2 separate regions of the Homo sapiens genome follow, and region 2 is linked to region 1. The links are chromatin loops, found by intact Hi-C in ENCODE. Cell type or tissue: thyroid gland. All regions are shown on one strand. Links, peaks and the distances in the headings refer to the core of each region. The heading gives the core; the rest is flanking DNA.

The links. Peaks named below come from ENCODE experiments on the same cell type or tissue, not always from the same donor. Only the 100,000 strongest peaks of a DNase experiment are listed, where the experiment ranks them.
Region 2: a loop joins it to region 1, with 2.8 times the contacts of the local background. A loop is called at or near these places in 1 of 110 quality-filtered maps.

What each region holds. Positions count from the first base shown.
Region 1 is chr2:134,903,749-134,906,666 of GRCh38, forward strand. All of the region lies in intron 1 of CCNT2-AS1 (CCNT2 antisense RNA 1), which reads right to left. Among named protein-coding and RNA genes, the nearest start is that of CCNT2-AS1, 13 kb to the right of the region's middle. In thyroid gland, for the core only: no CTCF peak of the experiment used is centred there; no DNase peak of the experiment used is centred there; H3K27ac peaks cover 1,804 bases.
Region 2 is chr2:134,836,071-134,838,988 of GRCh38, forward strand. It overlaps ACMSD (aminocarboxymuconate semialdehyde decarboxylase), which reads left to right and starts at 2,546. Exons shown (of 10, transcript NM_138326.3): 1 at 2,546-2,669. The coding sequence starts at 2,613. In thyroid gland, for the core only: no CTCF peak of the experiment used is centred there; a DNase peak (open chromatin) is centred at 1,161; H3K27ac peaks cover 1,623 bases.

The DNA of each region.
Region 1 (2,918 bases), core at 88-2,587:
TTTGAGGCAGAATCGTACCGTCACCAGGCTGGAATGCAGTGGCGCGATCTCGGCTCACTGCAACCTCCGACTCCCTGGTTCAAGTGATTCTCCTGCCTCAGCCTCCTGAGTAGCTAGGATTACAGGCACGTGCCACCAGGTCCAGATAATTTTTTTTTTTGAGACAGAATCTTACCCTGTCGCCAGGCTGGAATGCAGTGGCGCAATCTCGGCTCACTGCAACCTCTGACTCCCTGGTTCAAGTGATTCTTCTGCCTCAGCCTCCTGAGTAGCTAGGATTACAGGCACGCGCCACCAGGTCCAGCTAATTTTTTTTTTTAATAGAGTCGGGGTTTCACCCTGTTGGCCAGGATGGTCTCAATCTCCTGACCTCGTGATCCTCCCGCCTCAGCCTCTCAAAGTGCTGGGATTACAGGCATGAGCCACCACGCCTGCCCAAGATTTTTATCTTGTTTCATAGGAAACCACTGGAGACTTTTTAATAGGTCTGTGACATGCTCGGACTTATGTTATTCTTTTAAAACAAACAAACAAAAAATAGAAGGGTGCAGTGGCTTGCAACAGTAATCCCAACACTTTGAGAGGCTGAGGCAGGAGGATCACTTGAAGCCAGGAGACTGAGACCAGCCTGGGCAACACAGCAATCTCTACAAAAAAAAATTTTTTTTTAATTAGCTGGGTGTGGTGGCTCATTCCTATAATCTCAGCTACTCAGGAGGCTGGGATGGGAGGATGGCTTAAGCCCAGGAGTTCGAGGCTGCAGTGAGCTAGGATCATGCCACTGCACTCCAGCCTGGGTGACAGAGTGAGACCCTGTCTCAGAAAAAAGAGAGGAGAGGAGAGGAGGAAAAAAAGAAAAAAGAAACCCATATACATTAACAGCTTTGTAGAGACCTATTAAAGGGAGTCAAGAAAGGAAGTTGGAGGCTAGGCAAGAAATGATGGTGACTCAGGCATAAATACAAGAATGGGGATCATGAGATATGTTTGTAGGCAGAACCAACAGCATTTAATGATGGACTAAATGTGAGGAAGAGGGAGGAAGGGGAGGAAAGAAATCAAGGCTGACTCCTGGGCATGTGAATGTGAAGTGTGTGTACACATGTGCACACCATGCTTTTGTCAATCAGTCTCCTATATTTGGACATTTAAATAATTCCTAATGTTTTGTAATTATAAATAATACTGCAATAAAATTTGATTCATTTCCCAAATCATACATATGGATAAACTACAACTCTGATTGGATCAAAGATTTAACTCTAAAATATTAAACTATGCAGGTACTAGAAGAAAAGATGCGAGAATTCCTCTTTAATCTGGGTGTAAAGAGGGTTTTCTAACTAGGACTTTCCTGGGCACATACTCCTGGTGACATTTAAGGTTTGAGATGATTAATAGTAGTTAATGGTGTTAAATGCATCCATACTTTAAACATAGGTGCTTTGATTCCCAGGCTTTTCACTTGAACAGCTGGGTAGATTTATTACCATATACCATAATGAGGAAGACTATGGGAGAAACAGTCTTGAGAGGAAAGAGAATCAACAGTTCTGTAGTTGGACTTGTTATATTTCAGATGCCTCTTAGACATTTAAGTAGGAATGTCAAGTAAGCACTTGAGTGTTCTAGTCTGGAGAGTTCAAGAGAGAGGCTAGGGAAAAATCACCAGTGTATAAAAGGTATTTAAAGAAATGAGACTGGATGAAATCACCTGGTGAAAAAGTAGAGTAGAGACGCAAAAGACCCTAGGCCTATTTCCTGGGATTCACTAACACTTAGAAGTTAGATGAAGGCTATACAAAAATTAGCCCGGGCATGGTGGCACGTGCCTGTAATCCCAGCTAATCGGGAAGCTGAGGCAGGAGAATCACTTGAACCCGTGAGGCGGAGGTTGCAGTGAGCCGAGATCGTGCCACTGCACTCCAGCCTGGGTGACAGAGCGAGACTCTGTCTCAAAAAAAAAAAAAAAAAAGTTAGATGAAGGCACCAGCTTTGTGCACAGAAGAGTAGCCAGTGAGGTAGGAGGAAAACCAGGAAAATATACTCAGGAGTCAAGAGCAGACAATGTTTCAAGAAGTCCTAACAGCATTAGGCATACACACACACACACAAAATCAAAGCTACAATACTACGGTATTCAATAGAACCATATGCCTCAGATATAACTCAATCCCTTTATCCCAAAATTTAATTCCACTTCTTACAGTCCCAACCTGATGAATGGCATCACCCAGTCACCTAATCCTTCTCCTTCACCCGTATCAATACACCATTAAATCCAAAAGATTCAACTCATTTTATATCTTTTATTTCTTATCTGTTCTTTCCTCCATATGGCTTCCAACTAAATTCAGGTCTTCATCTCTCAGCAGGATATTGAAATAATCCCTTATTTGTACCCCTGCCCCTTGGCTTAGTCTGGTACAACCCATCTTCTACCTTGGTGCCAGATAAAAATGTCCAAAGTATGTATTTGATTATATTACTTTCTCTGTTAAAATTCCTCAGGACCTAAAGTGCTGGTTTCTAGGCTTTGGGATTTCATCGCTCAGTAACTCCCCCTTCAAAAAACCGAAAACAAAAAAAAAAATGTACTGCTATCTCTAACAGAGCACACCTCTCATTTTGAGTTGTGATTCCTATCTGCCTTCTAGACTGGACTTTCTTGAGGGATGACCTAAGTCTTCATTCACTCATGCATTCAACAAAATTTATTCAGGACTTATGATGGGCCAAGAACCATGCTAGATTCTGAGAGTATGAAAAAAGCAATCATGGTTCCTGCCCTCAGTTGTGCTTATAATCTAGTTAGGGAGACATGTATCAAGTAAGCAACAAATCAATAGAAAATTGCTACCACAACAGGAGCTAAGAAGGAAAGGCACATAGTATGTAGAAAGCTTATTATAAAGGAT
Region 2 (2,918 bases), core at 104-2,603, 68 kb before region 1:
TTGATTTCATTTTTAAAGTCTCATTTTGCTCATTTTCAAACTTGGTAAACATTCTTGGAGGTTTAAATCTATTATTTATTATATCTGTGGACTCCTGCTCATAGTGACTTTTTTCCTCATGTGTGTAGAATTTTTTTATTGTGAGACAATACTTTGTTGGGGGTGCTTAATCTGTGGCAATACTGAGGAGACAGAATTGGGATGTTTTTCTTCAGGGAGGATTTACATTTCCTTTTTCTGGTCAAAAGTAGTACTAGGGTTTGGATGTAATTTCTCCCTACCAAAACATGTTAACATATAATTGCCAATGTAGCAGCATTGGGAGGTGGTGTTTTTAAGAGGTGATTAGGCTGTTAAGATGGGTTTTTCACAAGCCTGGTTTAGTTCTTGAGGTTGGATTAATTCTCATAGAAATAGATTAGTTCTTCCAAGAGTGGGTTGTTATAAAACTCATTAGCCTCCTTTGTCCTGTCCCTCTTTGCACACATCTGCATACCTTTCTGCTTTTCTACCATGTTGTACCTCAGCATGTGGCCCTCACCAGAAGCCAAACAGCTCCTGGTGCAATGTTCTTGGACTTTCCAGCCAGCAGAACTGTGAGCCAAATGAGTTTCTTTTCTTTATAAATTATCCAGACTCAGGTATTCTATTAAAGCAACACTAAATTGACTAAGACAGGGTGGGAGGAAGTAGGTGAGTGGTACTTTAACTAAAATCTTAGTGGGTGACCTTGAATAGTAATTCTCAAAGAAATTCTCAGAGAAAATTGTTATTTCTTCTCTTTTTTTCCCCTCATAGTGAAGACAGGTTTCATTACAGACTCCCTCTTTTTGGCCAATGGATTTTTTTCCTAGACTACTTTTTCCCTGAGGGTCTAGATCCTTCAAGACTTTTAGTGTAATGAGGGCATTTCAGTTTTGTACAAGCCCATATTATTATCTCCCATTCCCTTGTGGGATATTAACCCTGAAATCTCTAGGAGTCTGAAGCCACATTTTCTGGATTCTAATTCCAGTTCTCCCACACACTATTGTGTAACCATGAACAAGGTACTTCTCCGTGCTTCAGTTTCCTCTTCTATAAAATGAATATTGGTCCTAGTTCTTCCCCCACAGGAATGTTATGAGTAATAAGTGAACCGACTTTATTAAAATTCATGGACCAGTGCCTGGCCCATTGGGAGTGCTCTAAAAATGCTTGCACTTACTTACTCAGTATTAGCAAGTGCCTCCATGTTAGTTTAAGGCTTACTCATTCAGTTTTAGCTCACTGAACTTCTAAAAAAATGGATTTCAAGGATTTCCTTTATTTTCTTTCAAGCTGTCTGTTATAATTTATCCAGAATCTAGCTGAATTACAGAAGGAAGCTTTTTGACTACTCAATTTATGTGTTGTGGAGTCTGAGCTGAAGGCAGCAACCAAGGCAGGTTTAAGGGTTTGCCAGGGGACCTGGGGTCCCTTGAACATTTTAAGCTGTTCAGGAAGAGGAAAGGGTAAACACAGAACAATCAAGGGCTGTTTTGTTCCAGGCTCTCTTTAGAGGCATGACCATATAAGCCCCACTTTCTGCTATATTGGAAGCCCTCCCTGACTGCTCTGATAATGCTAAATGGAAATGGCTACTATCTTCTTTTCCCTACACTTTAGGATATGTATCATCTTTCTCTCAGTCAACCTTACATCGTCAGCATATAGCAGTTCTCCATAAATGTTTGTTAAATGCATGAATGAAGCTGGGTGCAGTGGCTCTCGCCTGTAATCCCAGCACTTTGGGAGGCAAAGGTGGGTGGATTGCTTGAGCCCAGGAATTCCATACCAGCCTGGGCAATATAGTGAGACCGCATCTCAAATTAAAAAACAAAAAAAAAAGGAAAAAAATGCATGAATGAATGAGTCCAAGACAAAGGCACTGGAGGAAAAAACATATATGAAGAGTGGACTCTTTCTGTGATTTAAAATGTGAAACCTCCCCATAACTTTTCAACACGTTAAATTTTCATGAACAAGACAACTGTTAAATATTATTTAAAGATATGGGAGTAACTAACTGAACAAAAAGCAAAATCATAAAAACTGGCTGCTTCTGAATAGTGCAAGGAAAAGTAAGAAAAGGTGAGTCAGGGATCTATCCTTTTTCTGTAAAAGCCCTCTGCATGGTTTTATTTTTAACTACAAACTATTTAATTATTAACTATGTACAACTAAGTTAAAATATTTAAAATGAAAAATCAGTCAATTTTTGACCTGCTGTAAGTCAAAGCATCCTGCTGTGCTTTTGACCTCATACAGTTGAGTACAGTTGTTTTTTTGTTTTTGTTTTTGTTTTTGTTTTTTTAAGTTTTGTGCCAAGAGTCCTGACTACCAAACTGTGTTGACCCAAAGCTTGATTAACAAATAAAGCTTGGTTAACCAAAGCTTGGTTAACAAATAAACAGAACTTTGAACTTTAATAAAGCAGTTCTAATGGACCTAGACTGGGTTGGGCAGGCCTACTGACTGCTGCCTGAAGGTTGCTGTAAAGGGACTAAGTAAATCAATTAACTCCACAGTTTTCACAAAGGTCTCTTGATATCAAAACTTCTTTCCTTGCATGCTTCTCTGATCCTGTGGAGATGAAAATTGACATCCATAGTCATATTCTACCAAAAGAATGGCCAGATCTAAAAAAGGTAATGGTAATTAATTTGCTGAATTATTTCTGAAACTTCTCCAGGGTTTCTCAATGCCTTTCTCTTCTTTGTGGAATTAGATGTCTAGTTTATCTGCTTTGGTGGGGGGCGAGGGGGTTAAATCATTTGGTAGTTCTGATTTTCTAGCTTTTAAAAATGACTTTTATATTTATTTTGAAATAACATTGGATTAAAGAAATAAGTGCTTTCTCAGAAACCCTTTTTTCCCTCAAATGAACCATTCTTTAA